2 separate regions of the Mus musculus genome follow, and region 2 is linked to region 1. A link is a loop called in an ENCODE intact Hi-C map of the cell type or tissue named here. Cell type or tissue: heart. All regions are shown on one strand. Links, peaks and the distances in the headings refer to the core of each region. The heading gives the core; the rest is flanking DNA. Region 1 has its middle 9.8 kb from the start of Gimap9. Region 2 has its middle 19 kb from the start of Doxl2.

Evidence for each region. Hi-C counts contacts between places; a loop is a spot of excess contacts. Peaks named below come from ENCODE experiments on the same cell type or tissue, not always from the same donor. Only the 100,000 strongest peaks of a DNase experiment are listed, where the experiment ranks them.
Region 2: a loop joins it to region 1, with 5 times the contacts of the local background. A loop is called at or near these places in 2 of 42 quality-filtered maps.

What each region holds. Positions count from the first base shown.
Region 1 is chr6:48,662,139-48,670,459 of GRCm38, reverse strand. It overlaps the pseudogene Gm44262. Among named protein-coding and RNA genes, the nearest start is that of Gimap9, 9.8 kb to the left of the region's middle. In heart, for the core only: no CTCF peak of the experiment used is centred there; no DNase peak of the experiment used is centred there.
Region 2 is chr6:48,951,289-48,959,609 of GRCm38, reverse strand. It overlaps the pseudogene Gm18538. Among named protein-coding and RNA genes, the nearest start is that of Doxl2, 19 kb to the left of the region's middle. In heart, for the core only: a CTCF peak has its summit at 4,432 (motif pointing right); no DNase peak of the experiment used is centred there.

The sequences.
Region 1 (8,321 bases), core at 1,972-4,471:
CACACAGTGATGGGCTATCTCATTAGCTCTCATGATGCCTAAGAGGGGAAGCAGATGCCAGCATAGATGGCTAGATTAAACCTTGGAGTAGATAGATTTCAATTCCAGGGTCTGGGGATGTGGTTCAGTTGCTAGAATGTAAATTTAGTATACAGCAGGCCCTGGATTATTTCCAGCACTCCATCAAACAGATATAATGGCACATGCCTATAATCTCACCAATCAAGAAGTGGAGGCCAGAGCAAAGAAGTGGAGGCAAAGGCATTCTGAGCTATGTTGCTAGTTCAAGGCCAGCCTGGGCTAAAGAAATCCCGTCTAAGAAAGGGGGTGGGGGTAAGAAAATGACTGCCATTCCAAAAGTCCTCTGTATTCCCTATCCATTTGAAATATGTGGAAAAGCCTTAGAAGATGAGCATGAGATGGCAAGCCCCCAGGAGGAGTAGCCTTCATACAGCGATCAGTCTGGGAGACTGTTGTTATAGGAACATAGCTAAAAGTCAAAATATGACTAGAGGTAGATTCATGGTCAGAGGCTAGAGGTAAAGAAAAGCCTCTAAGAGCTATTATTTTCCTCTTAGGTTACAGCTCCTGCTGGGGACAAGATATTACTGCCATGTGACTGTGACAAGATGTCTTAGATCTAAGGTCTCTTAGCCCTAGGAGGGTAAGTTTTGTAGGGGAGACACCCACTACAAAACATGCTCACCACCCCACTGGTGAGACTTCCTCTAGCTTTACATCATCAGGCTTCCTCTGAACACCCTGAACTCAGCTCAGAAGGCTGGATGACTTCTGGCAGGCTCTGGGAAGAAGCCCATGCTCACACCAGAAACAAAAGTAAGAGGTGGGGACCTCCCCAAGCCCAGTCAGAGACTGTCCCCAGGAAAGGCGAGTCTGCACCAGGGAAGGAAGTACCTGGGTGGACTTCTGAGTTCAAGGCTAGCCTGATCTACAGAGTGAGTATCAGGACAGCCTGGGCAATACAGAGAGACCCTGTCTCGAAAAACAAACAAACAAACAAACAAACAGCCATATCATACACTCCCCAAATAGAAACCACAAGAAAAAACAAAAAACAAACAAACAAACAAAAAAAACCAAAAAGCTGACATGGTGTGAACCAGTCAAACCTGGGAACTATCAAAAAAGTGACAACCCTACAGCTGTGGCTTCCTCAGCTCCAGGCACAACGGTGTCTCTCAGGAGATGTTGAAGGATACCAACGTGGTCTTCATGTTTTGTTAACGCTCTTCCCGACCCAAGTTGTCCAGAGTCCTCTGAGTGCCAAAGTCTGTGACTCTTCTTACCATTGGGTCGGTGAGGGGACCAGGAGAACAAATTCCCAATCTGGGGTCCCTGGTCCAACTGCATCAGAGACACCAGGAGGCAAGAAACATTTACTAAACATAAGGCTTTGGGACTAACTGTGGAGAACAAACAAAATGCCAACACTAGAGAAGCCAAGACAGGAGCAGAAGTTCTTAGACAACATAGACTGTACAGTGAAGCCCTGCCCCCAAATCAATAAAACAAAAAAGGTATAGAAACATGTTTATGAATCAAAATCTCTATGAAAATTATTTTAGCTGTCCATAGATAATTTCCAAATTTCTGGCTTGGGGAGACTTTGCGTTAGTCAGATTTGGAGACGCCTTGGAGAACACACATTGTCAGATCTTACATATTTGACTCCCTCCAACCAACAGTTCAAGTTTTATCATTTATGAATTGGGCTCTTCAAGTGAAGCTCCTGGCTTAGCTAGGAACACCCAGATGTGTCTGCATGCTGAAGGGATTGCAATGCTTCCCCCTGCCAATATTCTTCCTCACAAATTGGCTCGTGGACTTTCTGGATCCCCTGCAGAACACTTTCACACTTGCTCTTGCACGCGCTCGACTGGCCAGGAAGAACGACGCTGCAACAGGATCCTTCTGCACACGTTTATTGAGAGAGCTCGATTGTAGAGGCGAAAAGACCCTGAGCCCAGAACTGGTGCTGCTTACATAGGCCTAGGAGAGGCATGTCTCACATCTGATTGGTTAACTTGTCTTGGCAAAAGAACCTTCACTGCCTATGTATGTGTGGTGGCCAGCAGTAGCCAACTGCCACTCTGCAACTGCCACTCTGCAACAGCTTCCCACAACTTGCCTCTTGGACAGGATTTCAAGGTTCTGCTAGATTCTCTGTCTCCAAATCTTGTGGCTGTTTCTTCATTTCTGATGTCAGTTCCTGAAGTTTGGTAATTTCCACATGCAAAATAGTTAATGACACAGGACTACAGGGTGAGTCCTACTGAAGGCTGTAGGGAGGGGGAAGAGTATGTCAATGCAGAATAGAAATTCCCTAAGGTTGAATGGTAGCCAAACCTGTGTGTGCTCAAAGACTCTCAGTCACAGACAGACTGTCAGTGTTTTCACTGAATGCCCCTTCTTCATATTGTACCCACTGGAGGGATAATGGGAAGGAATTTACCACCTGGAACAGTCTGAGCCGAGACAAAGAGGTAGACTCGGAAATGATGGAGAAGCACACGTGTAAGGACGCAGATTGTAGCCCTGGGATCACAGGAGAGAAAACTGGAGAGATTCAGAATCTGGTTTCAGCTGGAGTTAGCTGAGTGAAATTAGGGGGGAAATGAGCTGGAAATCAGACTAACGAGAAAGTGTATCTCTGTGCTCAGGCACAAATGACCAGGGAGTGCTCAGTGGTATTGATGAGTGTGAAGATAAGGCATGATCAAGTCACTTATGAAACCCTCAGCTCTGGGGAAAAGAACAACAAAGGTAGAAAGGAGGTACTAGTCCCCCCCCCCCCCAGAACACACACCATATCCAGATGTGTCTAGACAAGCCAGCTTTACTTGAAGACACTGCTTAGAGGTCAACTTCTTTTCCAGTTCCCAAACTCTCTTCTTCCATGTTTCCCTAGCGTAGGTAGGCCCCAAAGTCACTGAGTAAAGATTACAGTTCTCAGAGTTGGTCATCTTCTCCTGGGGACAGCTACTATCTGTAACTTCTACTGTGACCTGGAACCCCAGGGAAGTTTTACATTTGAGCTAAAGATTGCATGGAGTGTACAGTCCAACATTCCTTTGGTCTTTTGTACTTGGAGCCCCTGAAAAGACATATCCAGGCATGCCCAGTACTCTCCCAGTGTGGCTCTAACTCAAGGTAGTGTGGTTGTTTCTTCTGGTGCTAGTACTAAAAATCTAGATGTCACCCCAAAATGATTGGCACAATTCAATATCAGACAAAATGTGCCTTCTGTGTCTCTAAGCACTTGTCTGTCCCCCCCAAAGCACACACGTAGATTTAATTCCTTGCAGACAGAAGCCTTGCTTTGTCGCCAGGAAGTCCTGTGCCTTGGACCTTGCCTGATATTGTAGGTGGGTTTTGCCCGATTGCAGAAATGAGCACATGAAGGAGGACACCAAAACTGAGAGAAGCACGGAGTCAGGGAGAGGAAGATGGAAAGAGATGAGAAGGCGCTTGTAAGAGCCCTTCTCTGCAAAGCATCCTGGCTGGTGTGTGAACTCAGAGTAAGAAAGGGGTGGAGTCTGGAAGCCCCGACCCCCTGGGATGAAACAGCCAGACCTGGGTCCTGCATTCGGCTGTGTCTCTAATCCTGTCTTCCTGGGAGCTCAGAGCTTTGACCAGCCTGTCAACTGGTTACCACAGCATGAATGGAGGATCCTGAACCTACTCTGGTATCCACATTAAAAAAAACAAAAACAAAAACAAAAACAAAAAAAACCAAAAAACAACAACAACAACAACAAAAAAAAAACACACACACACGGGATGGGAAATCCAGTCCTAGAGTGAGCTTCACTCACCAGGTCCCCAGTGTTAGGAGGATGGGAAATTAAATTAACTGGGTATTTGGAGTCAGGGAGATGACTGGGTGGGTAAAGGCTGCCAAACCTGATGAGCTGATTTCAGCTTCTGAGCCCACATGATGGAGGGAGGGAACGGACTCCTGAAAGCTGACCTTTAGCCTCCACAGGACATGGCTGTTTTCCCCCTAAGTAAATAAAAGGTAATAAAAAATTAACCACGAGGAGAGAGCTGGCTTGAGACAGGCGAGTTGAAAGACAGAAGAAGGTGAATGAACTTTCTTCAACAACCCTGAGAAAGCCCCATGTTTTCTCCAGTCTTGCGATGTGTCCTAGACTGAGCACTTCCTGTGGTTACTCATGGAGCACGTGGTGGGCTGCAGTCAACCCCCATGCTCCACACCCAGCATCCTGTGGGGACATAAGGGTCAAAGCAGTATCAGGTCGGCCCGTGTGTGCAGGGCCAGAGACCCTGGTAAACCCGGGGGTTATAAAAGAACACTTTGTTTATAAAAAGAAACTCTGAAGGAGCACCTTCAGGTATGCAGAGAATCCAGATGCAGAAAGGAGAGATCCGGGAAGAGCCTGAGCTCAGAGAGCCCAAAGCAGATGGGAGCACCAGGCCTCCCAGGGGAGCACCAGGCTTCTCAGGGGAGCAGGCAGTGTGGGTCCTTCCCATTTGTACTGAAGGCTTGAATACAAGGTGAATCTCAAAGAAAAGCCTGTGTCCCTAACACAGTGCTGCCATATCTGGTTCTCAGACTCAGAGATCTCTTGAGCCTCGCAGGAGTCTCAGCTGAAGTTCATCCTGGTGGGCAGCACCTGGACAGGCAAGAGTGCCACTGGCAACAGCATCCTGGGCCAGAAGTGCTTCCTCTCCAGGCAGAAAGCTATGCCAGTCACCAGAACCTGCGCCAGAACCTAGAAGGTGGGCCAGCTGGCACGTGGAGGTGGTGAACACACTGACATCCTCAGCTCTGAGGCCTCCCTGCCCGCTGCTTCGTGCTCAGTGCCCAGGGCACACATGCTATTGCTGGTCACCCAGTTGTGTCGCTTCACCACGTAGGAGCTCCAAGCACTGGCCATGGTGAAGAGGTGTTGGGGAGCGGGCAATGGCGTAATGGTGTACATGTGCAAGAAGGGAATTACCTGGATGGCGATTTCCGCTGTATTTCGTGCATTGCAGGGACAACAGTGCACTGAGGGAGCTGGTAGCCGAGTGTGGGATTGAGTGTGCACTCTGGACAACCCTGTCACAGGCAGTGAGCACGGGGCACGGGATGAGCAATTACTGGGCCTACTCCCAAGCCTTGTGAGGGAGTTCAGCAGGGTTGGGGTGGGAAACTTACTACTCCAACGACGTGTATGAGTTGGTGCAGAACCAACTCACCAAGATGGCAGAGATGATAGAGGCATGCATGCAGAGGCCACTGGCACCAGGCTGCTAGCCCAAGTTGTGGGAGTGGCAGAAACCCCTAGGACCTCTCTGAAATTAGGTGTGGCTTTCCTGCTAGGGTCCTCCCTGCTGTTCTAGTCCCTGCCCTACTGGAATTTACCCAGATCTTTGCCAAGATCAGTTCAACCTGACAGATTGCAAAACTACTCTGACCCATCTGCTGATGATCATCGAGTGTCTATTTTGCATCTCAGGACTTAAAGATTCTCTTTTCCTCTCTCACCTCACTAGTGTCAATCATCTGGAACTCTCGGGCACGCCCACCCACCTCACAGGGCTTCCGTTTAATCAACCTGCCCTCTGCTCTTTTCTCTTCTCTACTGACCTCAGACTGCCTATCCCTGTCTGGAAGTTTGCATCTCCTCTCTGGAAGAGAAAGGAGAAGGAGGATTTGTTCTCCCATCCTCTCTTACCCCCACTACCTAAGATGGTTTGGGGTGTGACACTTTTGCCCAGAGTTGATTCTGTTCAACTTAGCCCTTTCATCTGTGGGAACACAAGCCACCAACACCATCTGTGAAGACAATGAAGTTGAAAGATAATCAACAAGAACTGTGTGTGGCTGAGGGGAGAAGTGTGTTTTGTTAATAACAGCTAGATTTTTACATTCTTCATTTATTGGGTAGATGCCATGACTATTGTCAGAAATGGTAGAGAGACATGCATGAATGGAGGCCACCAGAGTGTCTTATAAACATCATCTTGCCTCTTGTGAGATATGAAACCTGAGGCACATTAATGCCTCGGTCTTAGGGAGACAGCAGTGAGGCAGTGGGAGAGACTAGGCTCATGGTGTCAGAACAAGCGTGGTGATGGAAGGAAAAGCAGGCGTCTTTCCTGAAATGGTGACAATTGTATTTAAAGTAGTAAAAGAGGACTCATAATCAAGTGATTCTTCTAAATGGATGTTTTTCAACTTGTGGGTTGTGACCATTGGGAAACATTTCTGATGGTTAGGAGCCTTCCAACAATACATTCATATTTGTTGCTACTTCATAACTGTTAATTTGCTTCTGAATTGTGTCTCAGTTCCTAAGACCACCGGAAATATGTTTTTGGCTGGCTCGTGACCCACAGGTTGCAAACGGTGCTGTTCTAGATTCTTCTTGCTTGTAGATTCACAGGTTGTGCCAGCACTGGACCTCCCCCTCCCTTTTAAGGATTTAGCCAATTTTCAAAGCCCGTTTAAGCTATAAAGGTCAGAGTCTTCAGGATTTCTTTCTCAGGACAGGAAGAGAGAGACATAAAGCCAAAGGGAATTCTGTGCGGAAGAAGAGGATCCCAGCGTAAAGAATAAGCACATGCTTAGTGTATCAGCTCAACAGACACTGACGCACCATTAGCTCCTCCCACTTTGTTCAGGAGAGATCTGTACTGTATGGATGCTCTGCAGCATCGAACATGAATCTATTTCATTCAGCACCAGCACTTCTGACATTGAAGATCAGCTGGGCTTCTGCTATAGAGGACCATTCAGTGCACTGCCCAATACCCTCTATGAGCTGACTCTACTCCTGAAGTCTACTCTCTACAAGTCAGGAGCATCACAATAGAAATGTCTCTGGGAAAGGCATAATGTTCCCTGCAGGGCGAACCGTACCCTCATCCCCACTCCCATTTGAAAACTCATTGCATTCCAGTGGTGACATCACATTGGAGAGTTAGGATAGCACAATAGATGGTCAGCATTCTGATGCTTGAGAGAGGGTAAGCAACTCAGACTGCCAGCTCCAAGGGCAACCCTTAGAAAGGATGGGTGCTACCTACTAAGATGCAAGAGACACTAAAACAATGACCTCTGTGTGTCACTGTGTTCCCAGCAGGAAGAACACCTTGAAACCAAGAAACATCAAAAGAGTCACATCTACTATCATTGTCAGTTATCACTGTAATTTGTGCTTCTAGTCCCCAAGCTCTGTGGGCTAGATTTTCCAGCTGTAACAAAGTTGTCTGTGATGATTAACGTTGCTGTCAGCTTGACAGAATCTAAAATGACTTAGAGACAAACTTCTCGGTATAATTGTGAGGGAGTATCCAAACTGGGTTGAGGTGAGAAAGACCCACCCTAACTGTAGGCCACAACATTTCATGGGCTGGCGACTCAGACTGAACAAAAAGCAGAAAGTGAGCTGAGTACCACACTTCATCATTCTTAGCTTCCTAATAGTGGTCGAGATGTGACCAGTTGCCTCCTATTGCTCCCACAATGCCTGTTCTGAAAATAGCAGGCAGAATTTATGTTCAAACTATGAGCCAGAATAAGTTCTTCCTTCCCTCCCTTCAATCTTCCTTAATTTATTGCTATCATGTGTTCAATTGTAGCAAAGGGAGGAACTAATACAGTCCCACTGAATGGTGAGCTATGGCTGCCTCCCAGACACTGTGGCTTCCTTGTGTTCATAAACAAGCAGGCATGAAGAGAAACCCCACCTTGAGTGCAAACTCCCCAGCCAGCCCCACAACACCCAGAGGCAGCTCCACTCCCAGGCACTTCAACATGCTCAGGACCAGAGAATCACAGGATCCCAGGAGCTTGGTCACACCAGGATCTCAAAGTCCCAAAGGCAGCTTGACTCCCAAGAGCTCAGACACACCCAGGATCTCAGGATGGCAGGATCCCAGAATCATAGGATCACAGAGATAGCTTGACTCAGAAGAGTTCTAACACAACCAGGATCACAAGAAGAACAGGCTCCAGTCAGATATAGCCAGGCCAGGTAGCACTAGAGATAACCAGATGTCGGGAGGCAATCGTAAGAACATAAGCAACAGGAACCAAGGTTACTTTGCATCATCAGAACCCAATTCTCCCACCATAACAAATCCTAGATACCCCAACACACCGGAAAAGCAAGATTCAGATCTAAAATCACTTCTCATGATGATGATAGAGGACATTAAGAAGGACATAAATAACTCTCTTAAAGAAATACAGGAGAACACAGGTAAACAGCTAGAAGCTCTTAAAGAGGATACACAAAAATCCCTTAATACATTACAGGAAGACACAATCAAACAGGCAAAGGAAA
Region 2 (8,321 bases), core at 3,329-5,828, 290 kb before region 1:
CTTCCCTCCCTCCCTCCCTCCCTTTCTTTCTTTAAAGATTTATTTCTTTATTTAATGTATGTTAGTACACTGTAGCTGTACAGATGGTTGTGAGCCTTCATATGGTTGTTGGAAATTGAATTTTTAGGACCTCTGTTCGCTCCGATCAGCCCCACTTCCTCCAGTCAATGCCACTCGCTCAGTCACTGCCTGCTCTGGCCCAAAGATTGATTTATTGTTATACATAAGTACACTGTAGCTGTCTTCAGACGCACCAGAAGAGGGCGTCGGATGGTTGTGAGCCACCAGGTAGTTGCTGGAATTTTTGAACTCAGGAACTTCAGAAGAGCAGTCGGTGCTATTACCTGCTGAGCCATCTTACCAGCCCCCTTCCTGCCTTCCTTCCTTTCTTCCTTTCTTTCTTCCTTCCTTCCTTCCTTCCTTCCTTCCTTCCTTCCTTCCTTCCTTCTTGCCTTTCTTTCTTTCTTTCTTTCTTTCTTTCTTTCTTTCTTCCTTCCTTCCTTTCTTTCTTTCTTTCTTTCTTTCTTTCTTTCTTTCTTTCTTTCTTTCTTTCTTTCTTTCTTTCTTTCTTTCTTTCTTTCTTCTTGCCTTCCTTCCTTCCTTCCTTCCTTCCTTTCTTTCTTTCTTTCTTTCTTTCTTCCTTCCTTCCTTCCTTCCTTCCTTCCTTCTTTCTTTCTTCCTTTCTTTCTTCCTTCCTTCCTTTCTTTCTTTCTTTCTTTCTTCTTGCCTTCCTTCCTTCCTTCCTTCCTTTCTTTCTTTCTTCCTTCCTTCCTTCCTTCCTTCCTTCCTTCCTTCCTTCCTTCTTTCTTTCTTTCTTCCTTTCTTCCTTCCTTCCTTCCTTCCTTTCTTTCTTTCTTTCTTTCTTTCTTTCTTTCTTTCTTTCTTTCTTTCTTTCTTTCTTTCTTTCTCATCTTTACAGAAAGCCAGCTTACTATCATGTAATCTGTCATTTTTCCTCCTCCCATTTAATACCCACCTCTGGGTTTCCTTATCACCCCCAGACTTTCCTGACTCATAATCCCCCCCCCCCCCATCACCTGGCACCAAGAACAACTATATCCCAGCTCACTGAAATGCTTATCCCCACAGAAGGAAAGTTGGTTATAGACAAAAGTGCAATGAAGCAACACACACACACACACACACACACACACACACATATCTTGAGTGCTTTTATAGCTATGTCTTAGGGACATCTCTGAGGTGATGGACTGAGGTACTAGTATTTTTGTTAATTTCCCTATAGCTGCTACCTTCAGCATGTGAATCCCTCCTATCATACAGTTCCCCTGCAGCCTCCATGAGAGGGAGCCAAAGGCCTGAAAACCCAACTGATAGAGAAATCTACTACCCCAGTGGACTTTCTTTGTCTTGACCATGTGGCCTTTTGGGAGATTTCTGTACACAAATGAGTGAAGCCCAAAGTCACCCATCTGTGCGTGGGTGTGGCCCATGTCCTCCATCTGCTCCTAGGATTAAGTGTGCTAGGGTGGACACTGGAAGGACTTTTGTTTGAATCTGTGGGCCTTTGGGGCTGTTATCCAGGTCCTGAGGCTGGGCCTTTTCACACTGGATTATAGGTTCTTCCTTCATAGTTGGAGGAGGCATCAGGCAGTCCCTGCTTTTGACTGTCCACTTTCTGACAGAGTTGTGGCCATTGTTCATCGGTTTTTCTGGATGCCATGGGAAAATTTGAAGACCTAGTGCAAGAAGACTGTGGAGTTTCTAGGTATAGCCAGCTATGTTGGGGATGTCTTTAATATCAGGGCTGTCCAGAAAGGTCACTGTGACCCAGGCCACCAGATCTCATGGGACAGACACAGGCTCACTGGGCAGGGACATATTAAGTACTGACCTCCTGAAGGTACTCTGACTGGGGAAGTTTTAGATGTGTCTATAAACTTCCTGAGATATCCCTAGTCCCATTTAAAAGAGATAGGCTTATATGTCACGACCTCTGAACTTGCTCTCTGTCCTGCGAAGGACCACACTATAAGGACCAGAAACAGGTCCACATAGAGACCAGAGGACTGGGTTAGTACCTCATCTTCAATGATGTTATTGTTCTCAAGGAAGCTCTCCAAGACCCAAGGGGCTCCCTGGATGGTCCTGGTTGTATAGGTTGGTGCCAGTCTGCTCAGGCTCCTGATGCTTGGTCACTGCCAGGCAGAACCTGCAGGTAGAGAAGAAACCAGGGAGACAGTAGCACCTTCTGAGCCCAGGGCAGAGGTGTAGGCAGTAGCTGTGCCTGTGACCCTCTAGGTTCTACTTGGGGCTGATAAAGAACAGATACTGAGGTAGAGTCTGTCCAAATCAGAAGGTGGTCTTACACTCCTGGGAGCACTGCACCTGTTCAGCTGCAGGGACTGAACCTGGTGATGTCTTGTGTTCCTGGGGTTAGTGATATTTTCCTGTCTGGTCTGCAGTGTATGGAAACTGCTTTGGGGGCCTAGAAGCATAAGGAGAAAAGGAGGAGCAATCTATTAATTTGTCTTTGGAACAGAACTGTTTTGCCCTGTGCAGGTCCTCAACATTGAACAAGTCAACAGCTGCTGGAGTGTCACTGGGCACTGGAGAAGATGACGACACAGGATCTCCACACAGGAAGCATCTTTCCTTTATTCTGAAATCCTGTCAAATCCTTCGTGGGCAGCAGCGCCCCAAAGAGGAACATAAAGTTATCGTTTAAAGCCTGTGTACTGGATGGCTGCAGTTCCAGCTCTATCCTGCTCATCTGAAAGCTATGCACAGCCTCTATCCATACTATGGGGACCACATGGGTGAAGGCCAGACACTGGCCATTGCATTGATCCAATGAGAAGCTGGTGGTGCCAAGGAAAAACTCCTCCCCTGTGGCCTCTTCGTGTGGTGGCCTTCTTGATTCTGTGGTAGAGAAGGCTTCACTCTGCTTTGGACATGGGTCTGGATGCTCAGGATTAATGTTTCTCTGGGCCTGGGGGAGTTTTCTCATATAGATGGCAGGGGTCCTACAGCAAACTCGGTAACAGTGGGGTGCTCTTGGGCACTAAAGAAAATGATGACACAGGCTTCCCACACAGGAGGTTTGATTCCTTTATTCAGAAACTCTAGTACTTCCTTCTTGTTGGGCAGCAGAGTCTCAATGAGGAACACAGAATTCTTGTCCAAAGCCTGTGTGCCTGATGGCTGCAGCTCCAGCTCCATCCTACTCATCAGGAAGCTGTGCACAGCCTCCATCTCCTGGGCACCCAGGTCTGTGAACAGCTGGGCCTTGCCTTTCAACATCCAGCTGGGGTACTCTGCCATGGTCTCCTGTAGAACCAACACGATGGCCATGCAGCCCAGTGCCAAGATCCTTTGTGCCAACTCCATGGCTCTGGAACTCAGCAGAAGAGAGAACACTTAGGTATTTCTGTCTCCAAGTCAGCACTCCAGAGCACCTTGTCTCTAAGTCCTGTCTTTCCTACTAACTGTGCTTCCTCCCTTACCCAACTGAAGCCAGAGTTGGAGACTCTGGGTCCTTATGCACAGTTCACAGTGCTGTCTGGGCCCCTGTTTGCAACCACTTATTTCCTCCAGGGTATGAAAACCTCTTATAGTCTTTCTTATCTAGAGCATTCATGATTCCTCCTTCTCTTGGTGTTTTCTTACTGGGGAAAATTTCTTAGCATGGACCATCATGAGTCACAACAGATCAAGGCTTGATCATTCTGGGCAGCAAAGGGCTTATGTCCTGGCAGGACAGGTAGTGTACTGATAAACAAAACCACCAATGACCTTTTAGGGGCATGCATTTTGAAATTTCAGGTGTATGTTCAAAGTACAGTTTTTAGGGTTCAGCTCCCTGAGTTCAATTCCTGGTAGGTCACAACACCAAGGGCTGCTTGTGTGACCTTGCACATGCTTTTTAAAGTCTCTAGGGCTCCCTTGTCCAAGTGCAGAATGGAAATGATAGGAGCCACATGCAATTTTCTAAGGTTACAGAGAGAAACAAGATGAGAAACGTGGGGGACAATTGCAGCCTTCCAGGAATGCATGTTGTATCTATGTCTCTTCAGAGTGACTCTGATGATAGTTTGGCTTTAGAAATTTTGAGTAATACAGACTGGACTGAATGTGAATCCAGGATGGGCAAACTCCAGCTCTACTTAGCTCTTTTAGATTCCAGTTGGGTACCAAAGTCTTGACCACCAATGATGTCAGATGGGCTGGGCTACATCAAAGGAAGCCCCAGTGCTAGGATGGGGAACTCCCCTAGGACTTGCAGGAGGGTAAGAGTGATGGTTGCTCTCTGCTCTTGGGTAATGGGTCCCTGAGGACCGTGATAGTCACTTCTGCATCCTTATATTTCTAAGCCAGCTCCTCTGTGCTGTTGTAGAAATCACATTTACAGGAAGGCAGATCTACAGTGCAGAACATCTGGGCTTCTGTAATTCCCAGGGTCTTCAGCCCAGTAGGGGGCAGTAAGTGTCCTTCCATACAGTTCTGCAAGATAAACCTGCTGTGCACTTTCCTGGCTCTGCTACAGAGGCCCCACTCTTGAAGGCCTAACAGAGGCCACACTCTTGAAGGCCTGACATTGGATGACATGGTCTAGAGAGGGAATCTGGGAGTGCCAAGATAAACCTCATCCAGTGGCTTGGTGGCCTCCTCTAGCATGTCACAGAGGAGGCTATACTCTGCTTTGGAGAATCTGGAACTCATGTTATCCTGTGACAGCGACAGTGCTCTCATCTATAGGGGCTGTGGCAGAGGCCTGACAGCAATCTGACATTCCACTGGTCCTGGCTGCCAAAGATGAGAATATTGAGTTCCTTGTTCAGAATGTACTTTCTCTTTATCCAGAAAACCCAGCACATCTTTCTTCCTGGGCAGCAGCATCTCTATAAGGTACTCAGAGTTCTTGGCCCAAGTTGGTGTCGTGATGGCTGCAGTTCCAGCTCCTCCATGTGTTCCAGTAAGCTGTGTACAGCCTTTAGCCCACAAAATCCAGGACCCAGAACACTCAGGCATTGTCATTAAGTGTCTACCTGGGGCATTGTCATGAACATCTGTAACATCTGAGGTGTCAGTCACTTAATCCTGTGTCCGGTTCCTTCAGACCAGCCCCAGGGCTCCAGAGTTCCGGACAGAGCAGAGCAGAAGACTTCAGTATTTCCATCTCCAGGCCAATACCCCAGGCTAGCTCATCCCCAGGAGTTGTCTGCTTTTTCTGCTGACTTTGCTTTCATGCCCAGCCCCAGTGGAGACCAGAGCGAGAGTAGCTGGGTTGCCACCTCGGTTCCCAGTGCTGAGCACGTACTTACTTCTTCCCCTCATCTGTGAAATCTGATTTACATAAACTCTTCCATTTCCCCACTTCTTCTGGTGTCATCTCAGTGGGGAACATTCTTCAGCCATCTGAAGTCACAGCAACCCAAGGCTTAGTTATCTAGAGCTACCGACAGAGCGCTGGGCCAACAGAAAAGGGTGCCTTTATGATACAAATTCCCTTTCAAGGGGATGTATTTTGAATGTTAGTGTATTTGCTCAAATTCAGGCTCTGGGGTTAAGCTGCCTGGGTTCAAGTTCTGGGAAATCACACCACCAAGGACAACCTGGTTATCTTGGTTGTGTTAAACAATCTGAGCCTCTATTAGCTCGATGGTAAAATATAATGACAACAGCAGCATGCATATCCTGTGAGTGTGGAGAGAAGCAAGGTAACAGAAATACAACAGGCTCAGGACAATGCTGGTCTTCCAGGAGCAGTGTGGTGGCAATGCTTGTATGTATGTATGTATGTATGTATGTATGTATATATGCATGTATGTATGTGTTTTTTTTTTCAAGACAAAGTTTCTCTGGCTATCCCAGGTTGCCCTGGCACTCATTTTGTAGACCAGGCTGGCCTCAAACTCACAGAGATTCACCTGCCTCTGCTTTCTGAGTGCTGAATTAAAGGCATGAACCACCATGCCCAGCTACACTTCTTTTTAAAGTGAACCCCAATGATACTGTCTGGACCACAGCACATCAGAGATTTTGAGTACTGTAGATGGTATGAAGCAAGGATATGGAGAATCCTGCCCTGACAGCCTTCTCTGGCCGTGCAACAGTGCATTCAAGTTTGGGATCTCTTTCCTACCAAGGCTAGATAAGCATGTCAGGTTTGACCTTCGTCCTTTCCAGATTCAGGGAAAGCTTGGCCAAGGTTTTCACCCTCCTGCCCTGTCCTCAAATTATCAGCCATGCACTGTGTGTGCAAGCAAGCATGGTAGAGTTGATCGGTGCTCAGAGTCCCTGATGGCTGCTTCTTTATGCACCCTCGTAGCTGTGGTTGGAATTCGGGGTGGTGGACCCTGCAGTGTGCAGAGTCACTGAGAGGCCTCAGCCCTTCACACATGCTGACTGCTGTCACTGTCATTAGTCCTGGCTTCTCCAGATCTCAACTGTACTGGATGGTTCTAGACCCCATGAGGAGCCTCACATGGTGCCATTCCTGAACAAAGGAGCTGTCTTTCTCATGGCTGATGCTAGAGGTTTCTACTGGTCGTTGGAATTTCACTCAAATATCTCTCTATGTCTTTAGCTCAAGTCCTCACAGCTGCAGAGGGGGCGGGGTCCTGAGGCCTTGCTTAAGTCCTGGCTGTGAGTAGGTGGAAGGAGTCTGAGGAGCCTTTGCTGTCATAGGGAATTAACTACCTTGCCTACATGAATGTAGCCCTTAGGAGAAATGTGGAGAATACTCTTTCTCTTGTTGAGACAGACACAGAGATGGCTCAGAGCTCTGTCTGGTGTGTGTCTTTCACCTCCTAACACTGGGGACAAGACTATATACTTGGGTGCATTTCACCCAATAATGGCTTTCAGAGTAAGAGTCAAGCAAAGGGAGGCGAAGTTGCTTTCCAGAGATCCCAGCAAGGAGCTGGGCCACAGGACCTGAGCCTTGGAGATGCCAAAGGTGTTTCTGCATAACATACCTCGCACTCAATGTACTCATATAAGACTATTTTCCTTCTGGATTCTTCTCTTCGGAGAACTTTCCCCACTTGGCTCTCCATGCCAAGTTCATAACCTCGGTCCCTATTCAAAATCAATTAAGACCTGGCTTCAGCAAGGGCCTTTCCTCTTAATTATTCTTTAGTCTTTATTTTTAAATTTGTGTTTTGAAAATTTCCTACACTCACTTTTGGTGATGTTCACCCCTCTCTCTCAAAACAAAAGAATACACATGTGATATATATATACATCATCAAGGATGGACAGAAAAGCATCTCAGGAACATATCATGTATATATACATACATATATATACATACATACATACATACATACATATATATATATACATATCATGTATATATATATACACATACATATATATATCATGTATATATATATATATATATATATATATATATATATATATATACATACATACATATATATATATCATGTATATATATCAAGGCTGACTACTCTGCATTGGGCAACCAAAGGGGCCTTGTCCTTGAGAGAGGCTAATTCTCCTTCTCTCAGCATTTATTAGTGTCTATAGTTCTTTGTCTTGAGGTGGGACCACCCCCCAAATTTTCCCTCTTCCAAGTTAACACATCCATTGATATTGTATTATTCTAGTCTTGTTTATGCCCCCATTTGTAGGAGAGACTATTTTACAGCAGACTTCCTGGTAGTTTGGGCCTTAAAATATTTCTTCCTCTTCTCTCTGTCATGTTCTCTGAGCTGTATGTTCAGTAGCGGTGATGCGGCTGTGTCTGTTGGGGTTGGGCTTCGCATGGTCCATGGAGTTCTGCATTGTGTTAGCTGTGGTGTTCTGTGGTGGTCTCCATTGGCTGTAAAAAGAGGAAGGGTGGTAGTTACATTTGTCTCTGGGGATACTGATAAGATTTAGAATTTAGTAAGGGATTATGCTGGTCTTTCGGAGTGGCGGTAATAGACTCTTCCCTAGCATCTATGACCTCACTCGTCACAGGAAGCTGGCTAGGTTTCCAGCACCAGGCATGGTTTCCCTCCTGGTGAGTGAGCCTTCAGCCCTGTCTGACCTAACCACTGACATGTGAGTGGCAACATTAGTATTAAAAGGCAAACAAAAACTCCCTCCCCGAGGCTTTCAGTTGCCAATAATTTCTCAGCTAGGAGCAGAATTTCATGCTTACCTTTCCTCTCCATGCTGGCATTTGGTCTGACTTGAGCTTGCACAGGACTTGTGCACACTATCACAACTCTGAGTTTGTCTATGCAGCTGCCCTGCTGCATCCAGAAGACACTATGTCCTTGTGTTCATTCACTGGCTCTTAAACTTTTTTTACCCTCTCATCCATAATGAGCCCTGAACCCTTG